2 separate regions of the Mus musculus genome follow, and region 2 is linked to region 1. Evidence: chromatin loops called from intact Hi-C (ENCODE). Cell type or tissue: gastrocnemius. All regions are shown on one strand. Each heading gives the region's core, and the rest is flanking DNA. Links, peaks and the distances in the headings are about the cores only. Region 1 overlaps Arid1b (AT rich interactive domain 1B (SWI-like)). Region 2 overlaps Arid1b (AT rich interactive domain 1B (SWI-like)).

Evidence for each region. Hi-C counts contacts between places; a loop is a spot of excess contacts. Peaks named below come from ENCODE experiments on the same cell type or tissue, not always from the same donor. Only the 100,000 strongest peaks of a DNase experiment are listed, where the experiment ranks them.
Region 2: it touches region 1 in a loop (2.3-fold over the local background); 2 of 42 quality-filtered maps call a loop at or near these places.

What each region holds. Positions count from the first base shown.
Region 1 is chr17:5,211,345-5,222,408 of GRCm38, forward strand. All of the region lies in intron 4 of Arid1b (AT rich interactive domain 1B (SWI-like)), which reads left to right. It overlaps Gm34854 (a long non-coding RNA gene), which reads right to left. Exons shown (of 3, transcript XR_876354.3): 1 at 2,474-11,064; 2 at 1,446-2,283. Among named protein-coding and RNA genes, the nearest start is that of Gm34854, 7.4 kb to the right of the region's middle. In gastrocnemius, for the core only: a CTCF peak has its summit at 6,681; DNase peaks (open chromatin) are centred at 5,860, 6,720 and 8,001.
Region 2 is chr17:5,285,445-5,296,508 of GRCm38, forward strand. It overlaps Arid1b (AT rich interactive domain 1B (SWI-like)), which reads left to right. Exons shown (of 20, transcript NM_001085355.1): 8 at 5,512-5,839. Among named protein-coding and RNA genes, the nearest start is that of Gm34854, 67 kb to the left of the region's middle. In gastrocnemius, for the core only: no CTCF peak of the experiment used is centred there; a DNase peak (open chromatin) is centred at 5,653.

The sequences.
Region 1 (11,064 bases), core at 5,594-8,093:
TCTGGACTATGAATGAGGAACATGTGGAAGGGCAGACACATCCTGACATGGCTGGGCTTGGCCTCCTTGTGGCTCAGTTCACTAAACTGTATGGAAACTCTGTCTTGTCCCTGCAGCTACGTTCTGCTGTTTAAATCAATGGCCTGAGTGCTCCCTAGCAAGAGTGCTCCCTAGCAAGTCATGTCCTTTCTTTAAAAAAAAAAAGCTCAAGTCCCCCACCTCTCCTGCAAGGTAATGTCCATTCCAGAATTGCTTCTGCTGCTTGTCATGGGGAAGGGGGGATAAATGAAATAGTGAGCAAATACACATTATTAAATGAGAATTAAATATAGCTTTGACTGAGTAGTCTGTGTGAGACATGGTATATTTTAGCAAGTGTTCTAAAGACGATGAGACTTCTCAGAGCTTGTATGGGTGATTTGTGTGCCTATGTCTACTGTGCCTTAAGTTGGTTCCTTTCCCCCAAGCATCCTCGTGTCTTCCCTCTCCCAAGTACAGCTTCTTTGCTCATCTGAGTATGTGAGCAGTGGCTAATGGTGAGAATCTTGGGGAATTACTTCATATGCTCCTGCAAGAATAACAGCAGTCGTCAGACTTGAGGCATATATACCCATGATAAATCAGCCATCTAGGAAGAAACTGAGGAATCCTGATTATTTGAGATGAAAAAAAGTATTTCTTTACTGTGTGGATACTCAAAGGCCTGCAATTCTGACAATAATAACCTTTATAGAAATTAAGCTCAGCCAGAACCCAAAACACCTGCTGACATCACTCTCACGAAATAGGTTTTGCTTTCTGATCAGCTATGGAAACGTTTACCGTATGCAGTGTAACGCACACGCATTTTCTTCTGTACAGAGGATGCGTTGGAGAACTTGACCTCCCCAAAGGGTAAGCGCTGAAAGGAAGGAAATGGAGAGCTGCCAGGCTTGTTGGCTGGAGTCACGGACAAGAGCAAGGCCTGTCTGAACTGCCACTCAGTTTTTATTCTGAGCATTTGCAGGGCTGGTGATTAGAGTGGCTTTCGCCCAATTATGCTGTGATTATTCTGCTGCACTGTAATTGACTGGGGAGATATGCTAATACCTGTCATTTGGGATGATAAAAGATGAGCGGAGGACGCAATGCATTATTTAGCTGGCTGTGTGATAGATGAGGGATGCGCAGAGTGCTTTAATTGCTGAGAAGAGAGGTTAAGCTGAACGAACGGATGAATTAGAAATGAGTTTTTTTTATGGCTTGTGGAAAAGTGAAATAAAGGAAATTGTGCCTTAAACTAAGGCAGCAACTAGAAATGAGCACAGGCGCTGGGGTCTTCCAGCATCTTGCTTTATCAATTCAAACACAAATAAAAGTGTACCTTAGAGTTGAGTAAATAATCAGCAGAGTGAGAGTAGACAAGCCATTCTGTTAAGCAGAGACAATTGTAGAATCATCTTTACCTTAGATGGTGACATTGGTGATTTGTGATCCCTTAAATCTAGTTTCAGCTCCTGCTAAGGGAATATGCAGTGTTTCTGGATTCGAATCTTTCGACGCGAATGTATAAGGCTCAAAGCACATACATTCTATATGCCTGTTTCTGAATCGAAGCAGGCCAGGAGACAAGAGGAATGAGTGTCTATAATGCCAAGAGAACGTAATACTATAATTAGTGAGAGTGTACAGACAGACCTGGGGCACTCGGTGGTGTCTCTCATGAGCCAGTTAGGCATTGGCATTTTCTGGAAACACAGAAAAGAGCGTTAATTTCCTTTTTCGTGCTGTTTCCCATTGTCACATCCACGGTAGTCTTCTGCCCACGTTTCTCCACAGTACTTAAATGTATTATCTTGGTGCCTTCATGGTTATTCATACAGTGTTGGTGTTTGCTTTGTTATAGTCATGTTCAGTTAATAGAAAATGATGTGGCAGACACAGCCTGAGCAGCAGTTTGCAGAAGAGGGTGGTTCACAGTGAAGACAGGCCTTGCACACGCTGGCTTCCAGGCAAATCATGTAACACACCAAACAACAGTGTATGAAAATGTCCTCACCCCACACGAAACTGCAGTTTGATCTTGTGGATGGTCAGAGGGAATATGGGACGGGAGGGTGGGGGCACACGCTGGTTTTCTGTGAAATGAAGGTGGCGAAGTTTTGTCCATGGTTGAATTCTCTCCAGCCAGCCAAGCTTCACTGTCTGCCGACTCAGCAGCACTGACCAAGAGCTCGATGTAAACCCAGCTCTGAGGTGTGCATGGGTTTCTGTATGGAAACATCCGAATGACAGTGCTGCATTCTGCCAGACAGATTGACGGTTTCTGGGTGATTACCTTCCTCCAATACAGTTGGCATCCCTCTCCCTCCCTCCCTCTCTCCCTCCCTTTCTCCCTCTCTTCCTCTTCCTCCCTCCCTCCCTTCCTCTCTCCCTCCCTTTCTTCCTCTCTTCCTCTTCCTCCCTCCCTCCCTCTCTTGTTATTGTTACTTACTTGCTTGCTTGTTTTATTTTTCACATTTGATCAGGAACAAAGTAAAGCTTCAATCTGGATACTTTCTATCGATTCTACAATGGACTCTTGTAGCTCCAGAACAGAACATTGTGAGAATAGAAGACATAAAGGAAATCAACATTTGCATAGCCTCAGGGAATTTAGGATTAAATGAACAGAGCTGCAGTGAACAGCAATTTATACCAAAAAATGAAAACTTGAGTTGTACCTAATGAAAGTGCCACATTTCAGAAAGCAAACATCACAGCTGCCCTGGGAATCGGGACTAGTGTTCCAAATTGAGTGTTCTTCCCTGTCAGTAACCTGCTTCCTGTTGTACTCAAAAGAAATCCAGGCTGCTCAGGTGGCCTCCCCTCCTTCCTCTCCCCACTCAAGAACTATCAAAGGCTGCAACCTTGTGCCTGAATCTTTCCCAGTTTTTCTCTTAAATTTGGACTTTTTTGAGTTCTCTCTCAAACAATTTACTTTGTTTTATGGTTAAAAAAAAAAAAAAAAAAAAAAACAACTCATGTTCTCTGGCTTTTGTTTTGTTTTTTCCAAGACAGGGTTTTGTTTTGTTTTGTTTTGTTTTGTTTTGTTTTTTCCAAGACAGGGTTTCTCTGTGTAGCCCTGGCTGTCCTGGAACTCACTTTGTAGACCAGGCCGGCCTCGAACTCAGAAATCTGCCTCTCTCTGCCTCCCAAATGCTGGGATTAAAGGTGTGCGCCACCACCGCCCGCTTGTTGGTTGTTGGATGTAGCATGTCTCATTATAAATTTGGTTTATGGTTAAAGAACTGTATGTCAGAAACTGCACATTGTTGCCATTCCTTGTGTCAGACTAAGTTCTGTCCTTTCAGAAATGCTAGGCCACGATACAGGTTTGTAACCAGAGGCATTCTAAGCCCAGTGTCGTCCTTCTCCTCAGCATCTCTGACTAGCTGACCACTCAGTTAGAGGTGATTGCCGTTCAGTTGGGCTTGTAGCAGTTCTAGGCTAAGAGAAATAGTTGTTTCTTAATATGTGGATATATTACTCTGTACAGTCTCATGTTGATATTTGAAGCTAGCTAGTGTCAGTGACCATGAGAAGTTAAGCAGCCCATTTTGGCCATGTCACAAACTGGGAACTGGGTCTCATGGAGATGATGCTAACCAGGGAGTGCTGCTCAGCTGAGGCTACTGCCTCTCCTGAGGAAGTGGTTCCTGCTGAATGGAGAATGGGCTGGAGTAGTGTACCATGGACCACAGGTGTGGTGCTGTGTGGCCAGATGCCTAAAGCAATTCTAACAAGGCATTGCTGCTTTGTGGCAGCATCAGACTCATTAGCACAGTACCTGCATCCTCTGCTCAGGGTCTCAAAAAGCAGCTCTAATAGGACTATTGAGGTTGGCAGAATTCACCTGTGTGTGGCTGTCATTCTGAAGCTCTCAATTTCTTGTGGGAGGTCAGGCACAGTTCGTACTCAGTTCTTGGAGGAGATCTGCAGGTCTCTGCCACTTGGCAGCATTTCATGGTCCACAAGATTTGCTTCATGTCCCACCCATGTTGTATAAAGCTTTCCCTTGATGAACCAGGCCCACCCTGGACAATATGCTATTGCTAATTAAGAATAAACTGATTAGTGCCTTAGTTACATAGGTTCTACCCAGCTCTGTCCATACTGTAAGCCTCTGGAAGGGAAGTTCTTACACAGACTTCTGTGTAGCGCTCGTGCTGTCCCACAGTGCCTATGTTTGTTGAGCTCTGGACTTTGCATTTCTGGCCAGGGGTCAAAAATAAAGTCTGCTTAGCCCTAGCGCAGTGGTTCCCAACCTGTGGGTCGTGACCCCTTTGGGGGATGCACATCAGATATTTATATCACAATTCATAACAGTAATAAAATTACAGTTGTGAAGTAGCAATGAAATAATGTTATGAAATAACACTGAGGATCTGTATTAAAGGGTCACAACATCAGGAAGGTTGAGAACCACTGCCGGGGAGACTTGAGATGCTGTGGAGGGAAAAAAAATTATTTATTTATTTTATGTGAGTACACTGTAGCTGTCTTCAGACACCACAGAAGAGGGCATCAGATCCCATTACAGATGGCTGTGAGCCACCATGTGGTTGCTGGGAATTGAACTCAGGACCTCTGGAAGAGCAGTCAGTGCTCCCAACCCCTGAGCCATCTCTCCAGCCCAAGAAAATCTTCTTCCTTTCTTTTCTTCTCTCTCTCGCTCTCTCTCTCTCTCTCACTCTCGCTCTCTCGCTCTTCCCCTCCCCCTCCCCCCCCCCTTAAATCATTATTTTGATTTTTGGTTTTGATTACTCGTTTTGGGGGTGTAAAAAGAGAAACTTAATAAAATTTACTTTTTAAAACATATGTGATTAGTAATATAATCTATAAGTTTTGTGAATAGACCCCCACATATAGTAATATTATATATATATATATATATATATATATATATATATATAATTTAAACTATGTTTTTGTGTTCTTAAAACCCAGGGTTACTGTTCCTCGTAAAATTCTGTGCTGAGATGTGACAAATTTACTTCGGCTAACGTTTGGTTCCTTCCACAGTACCCTCCAGGAAAACTGTATATTTTAAGTAGGGTTTCTATGTACTTGATTTTAGTCCTTCTAAAGAATTCCACAGAGCCAAAGGTGTAACTAGGAAGACTTGAGACTGGTCTAATGATATTTTTTTTAATTACTCATATTTGGAAAAATGTATCAAAATGTAAATGTAGTAGTTACTACACGTGACTCAAATCAAAAGAAAAGCTTAGAGCCGGGCATGGTGGCGCACGCCTTTAATCCCAGCTCTTGGGAGGCAGAGACAGGGGAATTTCCGAGTTCAAGGCCAGCCTGGTCTACAGAGTGAGTTCCAGGACAGCCAGGGCTACACAGAGAAACCCTGTCTCAAAAAAAAAAAAAAACAAAAACAAAAAAACCAAAAAAAAAACAAAAAAACAAAAAAAAGAAAAGCTTAGGGGGTTGGCTGCAGACAGGACCCGGACACAAACGGCCGACTCGTACTGGACTCGCATGGATGGGCTTTGACATCTAAATGAACTTCTAATGTCGGCATATACTGTTTTTCTTTAATTCCCCCACCCCCACCCCAGAACTTCTTGAGCTTTGATGGTATATTTTATAGCTCTAACCCTCTCTGTGAGTCTACAGTTATAAGATGAGGACTGTGGTCTGGCCAGCTGGCTGCTAGTTCCCCTGAAGCCCGAGTCCCTGCTTCCCAAACTCACCATCCTCAGCCTGTGCTCTCGCCTGCTCAGTGAAGCATCTGCTCAGTTCAGATGGCAGCCTCCGCACAGCGTGGTCATCAGACACTCCCTCAGCCAGCCGTGTTCGGCTTTCTCCTGCCTGGGCCTTCTAACGTGACCCTAGTTGATGCTCAGAAAGAGCAAGCACCATGCTCAAGGGACAAAGCCTGTTGCTGGGGTGCCATGCCTTCACTGCTGCGAACACTAGGGCAAGGTGTGGCTTCAGCTCTGATTGCAGTGCAGTTCGAACAGTGGCACCAGGCCAGCTGTTACAGAGTCCCTGTGATTCTGAACGTGCTAGGAGAATGCACAGTGTGGCCCAGGCAGGGAGGTGTTGAAGGGCTCTGACCTTTGACCTTTGAGGCCAAAAATCTCACCAGCAGGAGGAATGAAGATAGAAACTCTATGGGCATGTGGCTTTGGTGTTTCAGTAAGATGCTGACCAGAGGTGCCTTGGTAATGAAATGAGTCTCTCCAAAATCTAGACGTTTGTTCATCTGTCTGTCCCGTGTGCTGTCTACAGGACACAGGCGACTGTGCAGGTGGTGGCAACTGTGTGCAGATCAGCCTTTTAGGAGCAGAGGAGAAACCTGGCAGCTATATTTAGCTTTGGATGAAGAATCAACTAAGCTGGATCATTGCTTTTTTTTTTTCTACAGGGCTGATGTAGAAACACATTTGTGCACCTAGTGAATTCATCTGTAAATCTCTGTGGGCTGTAGAGAGTATGAGGTTTGTTAAGGATGGAGTTAACTTCTTAATGGGAACAGGTTAAAGAATGGTTTTGTCCGTTGCAGACATTTTTCTGGGACTAGCTGATGCGATGTTTAATTTCCATCAGTCACTTTGAACAGGGATGGGCTTAGGATGAGCAGCAAGACTCCTAGTGGCCCTTTATTCCTTAACCTCCCAGTGCTGCTGCAAGCTTGAGCAGCAGCCAGGAAGCCCCTGCTGGAGACAGATGGCTACAGCAGTACGGGGGTGGTGTGCCCATGGCTGCAGTGGTAGAGGGCTTGTGCCCGGGAGCTGTTGAAGACCAGCAATCCTGTTTCTGTCCTCATGGCTCCAGGCTCACAGAACATGTTCTAGTTCAAATGAGATAGCCTTGGCTTGAGGGAGAGAGGCTGCCGCCACTCACTTGGGTATGGTGCTTAATCAACATCTGCACAACCGATCACACCAGAGTCCGTCCTTTCCAAGAGAGTTAGTTCTGTGGGCAGCGCATCAAGAGGAAGTGTGTTCCTGGCAGGGCACTTGAGTTCCTAATTACCAGATTCCTGGCTTAATTGCAATTACCTGGACACCCATACAGGGTGAACTTTTGGAAAAGAATATAATTAGTGAAGCAGGAACTTTGCTGCCAGCTCCCTGTCTAGATACCAACACTAAACAGCCTGATGTCTGTGCCTGTGCAGACTGCCTGCCAGCACTAGAGCCCTTCCTTAAAGTCTGGGAGCACATCACAAACAGCGATACTACTGCAGGGTGCTCAGGTTTTGTGTACAGGGGTGTGTGTGTGTGTGTGTGTGTGTGTGTGTGTGTGTTAGGAATGAGTAATTATCTAGAAGAAAAATAATTGCCAAATAGTGTATTTTCTGGGCACAAACATTCACTGTCCTTGGATGAGTAACTGTAAAATCCCAAGGTCTGCATGCAGAAGAAAATGGCTACAGTGCTCAGCTTTCCCCATTCAATACTTTAAAGATAAAATCAACCCCCCAAAACCTTTAACCTAATTTACAAATGCAGATTTAGATTTTTCTTAAAATAATTTTGAAGTCTGGGTGCTGAAGAGACGGGTCAGTGGTTAAAGAGCACTTACTGTTTTTCCAGAAGACCCAGGTTCACTCCCCATATCAGTCACCTGTAATCCCAGATTCCAGGGGTCCAAGGTCCTCCTCTGACCTCAGTGTGTACTGCACACCTGTGGTGTAGGCACATACGTGTAGACACATCAAATCTGTTTAAGACAAGGTTTTTAGCTGTATAGTTCTAACTGTCCTGGAGCATGATGAATAGACAGGCTGGCCTTGAACTCAGACGTCTGCCTTCCTTGGCCGTCAGAGCTGGGATTGAAGGTGTGCACTGCTGCCACCACCACCCCAGCCTAAAACTTTAAGGGGCTTTTTTTTAGGTCCATGAGGAGCAAATGTGAACTATCCCTGTTCCCTGACTGTCATGTTTGCGAGGCCCAGCATGCAGTTTGAGCGCAGCCTCAGCTCGTGGAGGGCCTGAGCATCTGCTTGTGGTTTGTCTTACATGGTTTTGATTTGGTCCTTGGCCCCCTGCCACTTTCCTTGCTTTTTACCTCCTCTGAGCTCTGTCCTTCCTTTCCATCTCAGTAAATTCCTTGTCCACACCAAGGTTAATTTTGTCAGTCTATGGTTAGTTAACTCACAAATGATCTTTGATAGCTTCTTCCCTGTGGAGTTTCTGGTCCTTTCCTTGCACCCTTCTTAAGACATTGGGGTGGCGGTCTCTGCGCCCACTTTCACCCCATATGCATAGGCTCTGTGTGGACTGGCTGCCTGTGAAACTCCTCACACCATTCCCTCCAGTGGGACATCTTTTAATTCCTTCCTGTCCTTTAATAGTAATAAGAACATCTAGTTGAATGACTTTCCTGCATTTAATTGTATTTTTATTTAAACTATAGTAAGTTAGAAAGGATGCTGTCTAGAGCCAGGACCCACCTGAATGCATCTTTGTCAGCTGTTAAATAGTTGCAGCTTGCAGCTATAGAATTGCACATGGCATCAATAGCATGCAATACTGCACAGCACAGTGAAGATGGCCTGCCGCCCAGAGAGCGCCTCTAAGGGCCTTGCTGCTAGGGTTGTATTACGGTTGCTTCCCTCTTTGTCAGATCTGCAAGGTAACTGTGGCAGGTGATAATCTCACCCCTTGCAGGAAAAGACACCTGAGGTGAGGTGATCCTGGCCCTCACATGGTGCTGAGAGGAGGAGGCCTAGTTCTTAATGACTTTGCCCATCAGAACATTACCAGATTTGGGACAAATTGACTTTCAAAGAAATACTGAGTAGAATTTTAACGTGAGTCCAAGTACCACACAGCACATACTTCCACTAAAAATTATTTTTTGTCAGGCCAAAGAGGTGGCTTTCAGTTCAGATCCCTAGCACTCTCTTCTTCAGAACTTCTCTTGCAGAGGCCCGGCCTCAGTTCCTAGTGTGCACGTGCTCTCCATGGCCACTTGTGACGCCAGGACTAGGGATCTGCACCCTTCTTACTTTGTGACCTCTAGGCACACAAGTGACACATCAGACATACATGCCAGCGAGATACCCATGCACATAAAATAATTTTAGAAGATTGTCTTTTTCTCTGAAATACAAATTTAATGGGATCCAGTATCTTACTGGATTATCCCAATCTATATACAGTTTATACTCAGTGCCAGTCCTTAAATGGTGGTCAGATGGGCTCTAGCTTAGCCCTGCAGGTCTTACCACAGCTTTTGGGTTTATGGGGTCTAATTAAGGGTAACTTAGGGGTGTGTCTCTGCTGCAGTCTTCCTGTCCCGTGGTATAGTGAGGAAGTACTGGTTATGGAAGGGACAGCATAGTAAGTTTTGGCAGCAGCTAGTAAGCAGGGTTGTCAGAGGAAAAGTGAAATAATAAATGCTGAAGAGAGCTCAGATGAGCTGCCACGTGGGGAGATCTGCAGTGTTCAGCAAAGCCCCAGGGCCAAATCTGGATCCCCACAAACAAAGATCTCACACCTGAGGCCTTGCTGTCGGCTGCTGTGAGCCACTTGGTTTCCGCCTCTAACTGCCGTTCTCCTGGGTTTACTTGGGAACTTGTGTGTTTGTAGAATGAGAAATGGCTGTGCAAGGCATCTGTTAACCAAACGGTGTAGTAGAGTATGTTTTAAAGATCTGAATGAGCCTGGGATGTGTCCAGATGGACGGCTCTGACCCTGTGCTTTGAGGAATATTTGGAGTATCTTACGTGCTGGCTTATTTTCCTCCCTTTAAAAGTATTCTTAGACTATAGCAAGTGCCGAGACAGGTCAGCTGTGGTTCAGGTTGAACGAGCTGCCAGTCATCCTCTTTATGCCCTTGTGAAATATGTGGTGCTGGAGAAAGGGAGGGAGGGAATTAGCATTTACTGAACAAGTAAATACTGGACCCTGTGCCAAGTACTTGCCACACGCTGCGTGCATGTGTGCATGAGTGCAGGCGTGATTGTGCACGCACCAGAGGTTGATGACTTACTCTTTTATGACAGGGCCTCTCCCTGAAGCTGAAACTCATCAGTTTAGCTAGGCTTGCTGGCCGGTCAGTTCCAGGGGTCATCCTGCCTCTGCACCCCATTCCCAGCACTGGGGTTACAGATGGATGCTGCTAGGGTTTTCATGGGTGCTAGAGGCAGAATTGACTTAGCAGTCAAGTACCTGAATTACCAAAGACAGACCTGAAGTTCCTGCGACGGTGCTTTGTTAGAAGCCAATCTTCCTGGCTTTGTTTATGATGGTTGTTTATAGATTTATTGCTCGTTTGTACTCCTAATAATCTAGTTCTTGTTACAGCTTCCAAATGGCTTGAGTGTTACCTGGGAGGATTTCAGTTCTGCGTTGCTTGCCACAGGGTAGCATTACTTTAGCAAATGGCCATAAGCCAGGAGCTGGCTCTCTCTCTACGAGGCTCACAAAGTGATTACCAGTAGACTGTGCTGGGGAGCCCGCTTCTGGTGATTAAGTTCCTTCAGGTTCTCAATTGAGTTAACCTCTGGGACAGCCAAGCACCTTTGCTCATCAGTGGGGTGCCACAAAGGAGGCTCAAAGGTGTTACCATTACCACTGCTGTCCCCAGAACCTTGGGCTTCCTTCTAGGCTAATCAGCCTTTATTGGAATGAAGCAGTTCCCCTTGATAGGCCAGTGAGTTCATTTGTCTGATGGAGGAAGCTGGCTTGTCTCCTTAAAGCACCTTACACACACATGGTAATGATTATTTGCCATGTTTGTTTTTAGTAATAACAGATGCCCTAAAAGAGATCACTCTCTTTTTTTAAATGTTGCATTGAAAATCAGTTTTTCAGGAGTTGAAAATCACCAAGTATTTGTAAATATTGAGAATTCAAAGCTATTTTTCTCAGAAAACTTGTTGAGATCTATCTATTGTGATTTTTTTTAAAGTTTATTTATTGTATTTGTATCTTGGGTATTTTATCTGCATTCATATCTGTGCACCAAGTGTGTGCCATGCCCTCAGAGGCCAGAAGGAAAAGGTGTCAGGTCTCTTGGAGCTGGAGTTTCATGTGAGCTCCCATGTGGGTGCTGGGAATTGAACCTGGGTTC
Region 2 (11,064 bases), core at 4,139-6,638, 73 kb after region 1:
TCCAGTATTGACTCAGTAAGGTCAGGTGACTTTAATTTTCAACCTCCATTTGATGTCCTCTTTATTACTTGATCTATGTATGGCCCAAAGATGATTGTGTGCAGATCCCAGGAGAAAGAGGAGTTTCCTGGTTTTGTTTTTGTTTTGGGTTTGTTTTTTTTTTCATTTTTGTTGTTGTTATAAATACAGAAAGGTTTTTACCAGAAAAACACTTAAGAAAAATACTTAGTTATCTGTCATGAGCAAAGTGAAAATTAAAGCCACATGCATTTTGTCCCATGCCTGTTAGGATGGCCAGGACTTTTGACTAGTTGATAATATAAAGCCCTGGCTGTCATTAGTAACTGCCATGCAGTACCTAAGGGCTGTGTGCTCAGAGCGCATGGTGACCCCCTGGCGGCTTCCTGTGGAGGTAAAATCCCACTTATGAAGCTTGCTCTTACCTAGGATCTCCCAAAAGAAGCAAAACAAAAATACATCCCCACAGAGCTCAGTTCATAACTGCCAAAAACTGCTAGCAACATTTCCAGTGGACCTGTGATCACAGCCATGAGCTGCTTAACACTGTGGTGAATCTGGGGTACGCCGCTGACTGACTACAGAAGGGAGCTTCCGGTCATGATGGCAAGCCCTGCGTCCTGATTGCTCTGGTGGCTGTGGGGCTGTATTTGCTTGTTACATGTAAGGTTTATTTCAGTATACAGGCTTCGTGTAAGACTGCTACTGAAACGGGGACAAGGAGCAAGGCAAATGCTTAGCCCTGGTCATAAATAGATGCATGTGGGTGGGCCTGCTGCCCACAGGACGGAAGGCAGAGCCACAGGCTGGGACTGCTAGGAGCTGCTCCGGGTCCTCTGCAGAACAGTAAGCTCCCCTAACCGTGAAGACGCCTCTCCAGCCCTGCGGACAGATTGTTTACAGCATGCCGCTCTCATGAGGGTTGTGTAACCCAAGGTCTGGGTTTTGAAGCATACTACCTTTTGTCCTCCTCGGTATAGAATAAGACACGTCCTTAGCCTGTGTAGCCCAGGCACACGATCTCATGTGAGAGGAGAAGCAATAGCTCTAAGAACAGGAACTGGAAGTATCGATTGTGACTACCAAATCCCGACATGCTTGAGTCAGGTACATAATGGTCTGTGCCCTCCTAAAGCCATGGTGGTGACTTAAGTAGAGTAGCTGCTGCTCCCTCTGTCTGGTGCTTGAATGTAACTCCTGCTGGGCTGAAATCTGAATGCATTCGTGACTGATTTTCCAAAGCTGCCGTGCCAAGATGAACCCACTTGAAAACGGTGGGCTCTCGGACTTGGCTGCAGGAGCCGTCCAGCTGAGGTGGGTTGGCCCGGCATCTGCTGCCTTCATTGTGCCTAATGCTGCATCCATCTGTTTTCTGTCAGAGCCAGTGCCAACAAATTACTAATCTATTAGAGAAACATGGAAAGAAGACTGCGCTGCTCGCTCCTGCCGGTTCCTCTCGTATTTTGCTTGGCTTCCACATTTGGATTCAGTTTGCTAGAGGAGGAAGATGAGCTATAGACTGTGTAGGGTAGGGTGTGGAAGGTGGCACTGGGGCCCCGAGGCCCACGGCAGCAGGCTTTGTGCTGCAACCTTACCTGGTCCCCGTTAGCATCACACCTCCCTAGTGACAGTGCCGCTGTGTGGACAAGTTAAATAACATGTGAAGGTCGTGCTGCCAGGCAGCATCAGAAGCAGGGCCATCAAGCCCTGCTTATGCCTGAGCTTTACCTGGGAAACCATCTGGAGTCTTCAGAAAGTGTGCTTATCCCAGCCCACAGGGTCAGAGAGGAGTGTCTTTAAAACTTCAAGGAAAAGAAAGAGGACTTCTAGTTCTCCCAAACAGAGGCCTGTGATTCTGAGCCCAACTGGCTGAAGGAGATAGACTGAGGACACAGGGGCAGCATCAACACAGGCCTACACGTGACAGCCATGTGGCTGGCCCCACACTTGCCTCATAAGCCAGAATGCTTCCTGCCCAAGCTGGAGCCGCATGGCAATTCAGCCCCACGGTCCATAAAGAAAGGAAAGTATGGAGCAGGGCACAGGGCAGTCAGGAAGCTGGGCTTCCCCTCTGGGCTCATGGAGATCCAGTCTACAGCAGCTTTTTGGTCCCCACCCCACAACGAGTGAGATCCAGAGTGGGAGAGCTCAGCCAGTGTGTCTGTCTCCCACAGGAAGCAGAGCTCAGCAACAGAACGTCCTCCTCTAGTCAAATGGCATTGAGAGTATAGTACAGTGTCCATGTCTAGATGCTTGTTTTAAAGTAAGATTCAGTGTCATTTTCAAAACGAAAGATGTTCACTGGAGAAAAGGACTTCTGCCCACAAGTCATTTATAAAAGCTTGGGAAGATATGAAGTAGCCTCTAAGTAACGTGTGGGCGCGTGGATCCGTTAGTTAAGTGCTTGCACTATAAATGAGTTTACGTTTGTTTGGTAAAAATAAAGCTGAAAGGAAGCTGAGACACGATGCTGCAGGGGAGGGGAGGGGAGGGAGGGGAGAGGCATCCTGCTCACAGGGAGCGGTTACTGAGCCAGCTTTCCTGAGCATCCAGGAAGGTGCTGCTTCTACAGAGGTAGTTGCTCCCAGAGGATAGAGAGCTCAGAAGCCACTTCAGAATTTTCTGGAAGGAGTTTGCATTTGTGGACATTTTTGCATGTTTTAAGCCTTTTTAAAAACAGTATTGCTTGATTATCTCTGTGCACTCTAGCTTTGCAAAGGTGCTGTGTTCTGGTGTGAGGGCCCACTGTCAGCCTGCCTCATATTGCAACCTTTATCCTCCTATCTCCAGGCCCTTAGATTTTCATCTTTATTGAGGTCTTGGAGTCTGCCCTGCTTCTTTAGAATCCTCTTATGTCCACCTTCAGCCTTCATAATGACATTCTACTTAAAGACAGTACAGTGTGGAGCCAGTGTTACGGACATGTCCCAGAACTGCTCTTTTCCAGGGGTCAGCAAATTATTTTCCTCCTTGTTTTGACCCTGTTGTAAATATACACTTAGCAGAAGTGTGTGTCTCCATGTGGCTACCTTGGAGCTATAGGCTGTATAGCTATAGCGCTGAATAGTTGGCAGTGCACAGACCCCCCAAGGCTCCGGCCCTTGGCAGACACTGTGCCAGCCTGTGGTCTGCATGGACAGAGACCTCCAGCTCATCCATAAAGAAGAAAGCTCACCCGCCATATACCCAGTGAGCTGAAAGTGTCTTACTTCCTCAGGCCTACAGGTCATTCTGCTCTGCATAGATTTAAGAAAACCTGTTTGAATGTTGTCATGGTGTGGTTCCACAAGTGTAGTGTTTCTTAAGCATTGAAGAGGCTACATACAGTCCAGAGGGCCTGCACTCCAGGCCACACTCACAGCCTACCTGGGTCACACCCTGGCTCCCCCAGTTACTTGGCACAGGTAATTTGGCCTCCCCACATCTTGAATCCCTCACCTCCAGAGTTAAAGCCTGCTGGCTCGGCTACTTCCCTTGCCCCTCCAGCTCCATGGTGCTCCTCAGTGGCTGCCGAGACCATTTTCCTGCTGCTCGTCACTGTCCTGACTTGCCTGTGCCTGCTTCCCTTTGCCTCTGCCTCATTTGCCAGGAACCCCTCCATCACATTTTGTGTTTGGGAGACTTTATGCCTAAGTGACAACCCCCAAGAGAATGATGTCAGAGGAAGAAACCTGGAGGCAGGTTTCCCAAGAGTCCCCAGTCAATAAGAACAGGATTCACCCCGTCCCCAGAGCCTGTCCTTCATCAGCACCTGAGGTCCCTACTCCACTGCCTCCTGTGCAGAAAAAGCCCACAGTGCCTCCGTCCCGGGCAGACTGAGCCTCTGCACATCGTGTGGTTTTGCTTTTGTGTTTTTCCCTTCGTCCTTCAGCTGCCACGGACACCAGTGTGCACGGACCTACATGGAACTTGGGAGCATCCCAGCTGCGGGCATTTAACTTTCTCTCCCTGTATCTGAGAGCTCTTTCTGGCATTTTTATGTATTTGTTGTCATTAGATGATGGGAGAATGTTCCAAAATGTAGTCAGAACAGATGAGAAATTCTGTCCATAGTCCACAGAAACTTTTTGTTTATTTGTTTATTTGGTTGTTTGTTTTATTTTACATTTATTATTCAAAACTTTATTACTGGAAGACAGCATGCTTCCTTGGTTAAATACGTGGATTCTGTTTGCATGAGCCTCAATCCTAACCTCCAAACTCAGGTTTTCTTCATTTATAAACAGTGATTGGGGTTAGGGGGCTGGAGAGATGGCTCAGTGGTTAAGAACACTGACTGTTCTTCCAGGGGTCCTGAGTTCAATTCCCAGCAACCCCATGGTGGCTCACAGCCATCTGTAATGCCCCCTCCTGGTGTGTCTGAAGACAGTTACAGTGTGTACATACACATAAAATTAATAAATAATTCTTTAAAAGAAAAAGAACAAAGTCATGTGTTTGGTCATGGGGGAACGGGGGTAACTCATGGGGCAGAGGACACTTGAACCACTTGTCTAGTGTACGTTTCAGCTCAGCAGCTAACGTGTGCTGTTATTATTGAAGTGGTACCATGCCTTCCGCTAATGTACATGGATGTAATAATTTATATAGGAGCAGTCCGGAAGAGAGGGGAGGTCTAGCTGCTCTGACAGATGGAGGCCCTGCAGCTGCCTCCCAGAGCCAGGGGTGGGAGGGGTGACAAGGGCTTGTGGCCTTCAGCCGGATTCCCACTTCTCTCCTCACACCACCGTGCCCTGTGCTCAGTGTTGGACCTGTACTTAGAGTTGTAAGACATAGCACCACGTGTGTAAATCACTCAGTCTGGACCCACCATCAGAGGAGAGCCATGTTGGACCAGTGAAGATGCATGTGACACCTTCCTGTGAGGTCAGGGAGGGTCAGTTATATGGTCCCGAGGGGCTCAGTGCATTGGCTCCATGGTCAGGTGGAGGTGGGGTATGGCAGGGTAGTCTCAGTGGCCTGTGGAACATACTTCTGGGTGAAGTGAAAGAGTGTGCGGTGTCCAGGTCATTTGTGACATTTTGGGCTGGGAACCGTCTCTTTTCTGCAGCACGGGTATTTACCAAGGCCTTGTGACTGTTAGAGATGCTCTACTACTTGCTTATGTTCATAGCGCCTTACTTTTTTATTTCAAGACAAAGTCCTACTATGGTAGCCAAGCTGTTCTTGAACTCTCCCAGTGGTCCAAGCAGGGTTAAACATGTGATCCTCCTGCCTCAGCTGCCCATGTAGCTGGGATGACTACAATTGGCCAAGCTCCCAATCCAGCTTGCTGCAGTGTGTTCGAAACCTAGCCTTTCTATCCCAGTGTTGTGGAGCCTGGGGGACTGCCTGTCTTGAGGTGCCTTGGGAATGCAGTCACATCTGCAGGAGAGGGGAGCACAGCTAGGGAGCACCTGGGACGGGCATCTGGATGTGCAGAATATATTTGCAGGGAATGTTTTCATGAACATTTAAATAAAAGGCTTTAACTTGTCTTTGCTTTTTGTTTAGGCAACTACTCCAGAACCCCAACATATAGCGGGGTACCCAGTGCAAGCTACAGCGGCCCAGGGCCCGGTATGGGCATCAATGCCAACAACCAGATGCATGGACAAGGGCCAGCCCAGCCATGTGGTGCTATGCCCCTGGGACGAATGCCTTCAGCTGGGATGCAGAACAGACCATTTCCTGGAACCATGAGCAGCGTCACCCCCAGTTCTCCTGGCATGTCTCAACAGGGAGGGCCAGGAATGGGCCCACCAATGCCCACTGTGAACCGGAAGGCCCAGGAAGCTGCCGCAGCTGTGATGCAGGCTGCTGCAAACTCAGCACAAAGCAGGTATGCCTCTAACGTGACCGACACTAGCCCATCCTTTCCTCTAGTGTTCAAGGCAGCAGGGCTTGGCTTTACATGTGAGGTGAGACCAGAGAAGTGTGTGTCCTTGTGGGAGATGGCTTGAAGTGCCTATGACTGTAGGCAAAACAGCCATGCCTTGCATAAAAGGAAATTTCTGCTCAATTCTACTTCAAACAATTTGAGTTTTAAGCCAAAAACACTCCAACTTAACTATTTAACATCTAAAACATTGCGAAGGAAACAACATGCAATCACACACTCAGACACAATTGCAACTCAGGCGTGAACATTCATTCACACAGGCACTTACACACGCACACACACACAGTTATACCATAGGATTCTCTGTACAATAGAAACTTGGGTCTGCTGTGGTGGTGCATGCTGTTGTTCCCATCCCTGGGAGATGAGGTAGGCGGGGCTATAAGAGCTTGAGGCCAGCCTAGACTGCATAGAAAGTTCTGGACCCATCAGAGCTACACAGTGAGACCCTGCCCCACACCCACCCCACCCCCCCCACACACACACAAATCGAAATTCCATGTGTATACATGTGTCCAGTGTGTTGGTCTAAATGAGTACGCATGGAATTTTGTGTTTTATTGTCTGAACATTTTCTGTCCCAAGCAAAATGTGGTTGTTACAACAAAAATAATAATATTGTAGAAAGTTTAAGCTGGTTGAGCAAAGCTTTACCTTCTGTCCTTGATTTCAACCCTAATTCTTTTTTATTATTATTAGACATTTTCTTTATATACATTTCAAATGCTATCCCGAAAGTTCCCTATACTCTCCCTCTGCCCTCCTCCCCTACCCACCCACTCCCACTTCTTAGCCCTGGCATTCCCCTGTACTGGGGCATATAAAGTTTGCAAGACCAAGAGGCCTCTCTTCCCAATGATGGCCGACTAGGCCATCTTCTGATACATATGCAGCTAGAGATACGAGCTCTGGAGATACTGGTTAGTTCATATTGTTGTTCCACCTATAGGGTTGCAGACCCCTTCAGCTCCTTGGGTGCTTTCTCTAGCTTCTCCATTGGGGGCCCTTGTTCCATCTTCTAGATGACTGTGAGCATCCACTTCTGTGTTTGCCAGGCACTGGCATAGCCTCACAGAAGACAGCTATAACAGGGTCCCTTCAGCAAAATCTTTCTGGCATATGCAATAGTTTGGTTTGGTGGCTGATTGTGGGATGGATCCCCGGGTGGGGTAGTCTCTGGATAGTCCATCCTTTCGTCTTAGCTCCAAACTTTGTCTCTGTAACTCCTTTCATGGGTATTTTGTTCCCTATTCTAATGAGGAATGAAGTATCCACCCATTGGTCTTCCCTCTTCTTGATTTTCTTGTGTTTTGCAAATTGTATCTTGTCAACCCTAATTCTTAATAACTCTTAAGTCCTTGACCTGCCACAAAATGGCATAATTTAAAAATATAAGACACAAAGATGAGCATGTTTTAGAAGGAGCAGAAGCAGGTCTGTCCTTTAAAAGGCACATTTGACACTCTGGATCGCAGTGGTACTTTCAGAAGTCAAGAAAATTCTGACTTGTCAGAGACATAAAAGCTAACTGTGCAAGCGTGTATGTGTGCACCTGTGTGTTAGTCTATGAACATACATGTATTCAAATGTGTCTGGGGGAGATATCTGTGAACATTTGTAAGTTTAGATGTTTCTGAAATGTGTGAGTTCAACTGTGTTTAAGTGTCTGGTGTGGATGACTGTGAACATGTGTGAGTTTAGATGTGTTTATGTATCTGTGAGTATTTGTGAATTTGCATGTGTTTAGGTGTATATCTGTGGATGTCTGTGAACATGCATGTGTTTACATGTCTGTGAATCTGTGGATGTCTGTGAATCTGTGGATGTCTGTGAACATGCATGTGTTTACATGTCTGTGAATCTGTGGATGTCTGTGAACATGCATGTTTACATGTCTGTGAATCTGTGGATGTCTGTGAACATGCATGTTTAGGTGTCTGTGAATCTGTGGATGTCTGTGAACATGCGTGTGTTTACATGTCTGTGAATCTGTGGATGTCTGTGAATCTGTGGATGTCTGTGAACATGCATGTGTTTACATGTCTGTGAATCTGTGGATGTCTGTGAACATGCATGTGTTTACATGTCTGTGAATCTGTGGATGTCTGTGAACATGCATGTTTACATGTCTGTGAATCTGTGGATGTCTGTGAACATGTGTGTGTTTACATGTCTGTGAATCTGTGGATGTCTGTGAACATGCATGTTTAGGTGTCTGTGAATCTGTGGATGTCTGTGAACATGTGTGTGTGTAGAGTTCCTCTGAAGCGGATGCTCCAGGAATGCAGAGCCCCCAGTCCCATTCTCTGTTCTGAACACTGGCATGTTTCCTTGGAGGAATTACATGGAGATCCGTCACTCCCTCCTTGTTCTGTCTTAGCCCTTTACATTCACTTCAGATCTCCTGACCCTGAGTGTCCAGCCCACAGCCAGCCCCGCCTGGCCACAGGGAATGTTTGAATAGACAGTCTGCTGGAGTCTGGCACAGCTGCTCCCATGTGAATGGCTGAAATGAACTGCCCATTGTTGCAATTCATAACAGCAAGTTACTTCCCTTCTGTTAAGTAGGAAGTATGTGATTGCATCTGACAAGGCCTCTGATGGCACGGAGTGGGTAATGACCTGAGCCAGCAAGGCTGGGCCCCACCTGATGAAAGTCTTGCCATGCTTCCTGAGTCCGTTTATAATAGAAATTCACGGGTTAATACATAGCCATACATTTGTTCTCTGTGTTTAATCAGCAGACCAATCCACACCTTAACCTCACATTCTCCTCCGTTCAGGTGCGGCTGCTTATGTTGATTTCATTCACCTCCAGTTAAAACTATACTGAATTGATAGGTTGAGAATAAATATGAGCATCTTACTTTTCTCTCTTTGACCCTTTCCTCCACCTCTGTTGAGTTTTGCAGAGCTCCACCCCAGGTAGCCATATGGTCCAATGCAGTGTCCTTTATCCCTGTCTGGGACCTTCTCAACTGTGTGTGGAGTAGTGCATGGTCAGGGACTCAGACCTGTGCTTCCGAACAAATCCACAGAACCTGTTCTTGTGTTTACTTTAGGACACCATATGTTAGGTCACTGCTTACCCCAGCCAGGCTGAGGCTGGCACACACCCCATGTTTTCTTCCCAGTACCTCAACTGTTGCAACTGCCAGGCTCCTGTGGTAATGAGCCTGACCAGGACTGGGCAGTAGCAGCATGCCCAGGGCTTGCTGTTGGGAGACCTGGGCATTTACGTTGAAGCTGTCATTGGAAGAGCTCTCAGCAGACCCACGTCACAGGGTCATCTTCCTATCTGTTGTATATCCATCCCATGGCAGTGGGATGGAAGCCTGCATACCTCCATCCAGGTCCTGACTGTGTCTGTCCTTCACCTGACTGCTCCTTCATGCCTGAGAAGAAAAGTAGAAACTGTTAACTGCACAGAAGCAAGGAAGTCCTCTCTGCTCTAAGCCCATCTGGTGTTGATGTTCTGTAGAGGAACCTGTACTGGGCTGCCACCCTGAAAGCCCCTGCCCAGGAGCCTGGACACGGTAGCAGTTGGGCTTGCTGCCTGGGCTGCCCAGGGCAGAGGAGAGACCTCACTGTTCTCTGAGCCTGCCTTGGAGCCAATGAGGCCTGGAATGTTTGACTAGGGGAATCCAACAAAATAATCAAGAGTTTTCTGCCTACACAGTGGTGTTTTAGTCTTGGTGTCAGTGCAGTATTACAGACAGCAAAAGTGCTGCTGTACCCTGCTGTGAAACTGTATGGTTAATAAACTGCATGTGTTACTAGGTGGGTTACTAAACAATAATATTAACAATATTGTTTGTATATATGTTCATTGGATCCTCCCACGCCAAATTCCCCGTTCTTGGTAGTAAGGGACAGTGGACCATTCCCCAGCCCTGTGAACAGTAAACCCAGCTCTGCCCTCGGCCCTGGCTGGCCTGACGCCGAGCTTTCTCACAGTCTTCTTTCCCATCACGTTGCAGACAGCAAGAGCAGAGGGTCATTTTGTCCTGGAAAGTCGTTAATTCTGTAAACATGGTCCTCCATGCGAAGCAACAAAGAATCCTCAGAGCGTGATCCTCCAAGTAAAAGAACTATGAAGTGAGACAGACAGACGCATTCCTGGGAACCTGGCTTTTCCTCTCTTGCACTTTAACATGGTTCCTTCAGGGTCAGTTCATGAGTCTAGAGGAGCAGAAAAACATGTGCCATCAGCTGCTGAGCCACAGGCTCTGTCCTTTCCCAACTCAGGAGTGCTGTTTAGACCCACAAAGCTGGTTTGCTGCGCCTTGCCAAGCCACATTAAGCAGCTGTGTAAAATGAATTTAAATGACATGCATCAGAGTAAAATCTCTTCCACTGGGGCAGAAAATCAATGTTAGCTAACCAGCCTGAGAAGATCGACTGTGCTCCAGCCAGCAACTTCCGGGAGCACTGCCTAGAAGGCTGCACCTCCTCCTTAATTAGAATTGAGAGGAGGAGCAAAGCTGGGGCAACTGTGACTGTCTGCACCTGGCAAAGCCCCCGCGCATGCGCGCGGTGCCCTGCCTGTCCACCTGCTGCCTGGGAAGTTACCGTTCATGTTTACAGTATATCCTTTCTGAAAAAGAAAGAAACCCAAGTATAGTTCCTATTTCAGGCGCCCTCTGTCCCACTTTGCAGCAGACTGGCCTCCTGTGCCTGCTGGCAGAGTGCAGGCTGGGCTGTGGGAACCCAGGGTTTACACGGCTCTGTTCCTGTGGCCGAGAGCCCTGCCCAGTGCACCATAGCTGTCCGTGCTGGAGCTCAGAGCGTCTTACTCTCTCTGCTTGTTTGGTCATCCACCCCCATGGATGGATGTCAGGTGAAACCAGTTTAGGGCATGCATTTCTTTTGAGGGGAGGGAGTGAACACTTAGCCTTTGGGGCGCCAGCGTTTGTTTTAATGTTCGCTTCATCACTCCCAAAGAGCCTGGAACCTGAAAAAGAATTACAAAAGGACAAATTATTGATGAAGGTTGGAAGTGTGTGTCTAATTCAGCTAAGTAGCTAACAAAGAGGAAGGATTGTGTATGGCTGTTATGATGTGGACATTCACAAGTTGATTGTAAAATACAGAAGAAAATAGCAGTTTAGCTGTTTGAAAAGGGGTTTCATTGATATCATTTTAGGGTGATTTGTAAGTGTATA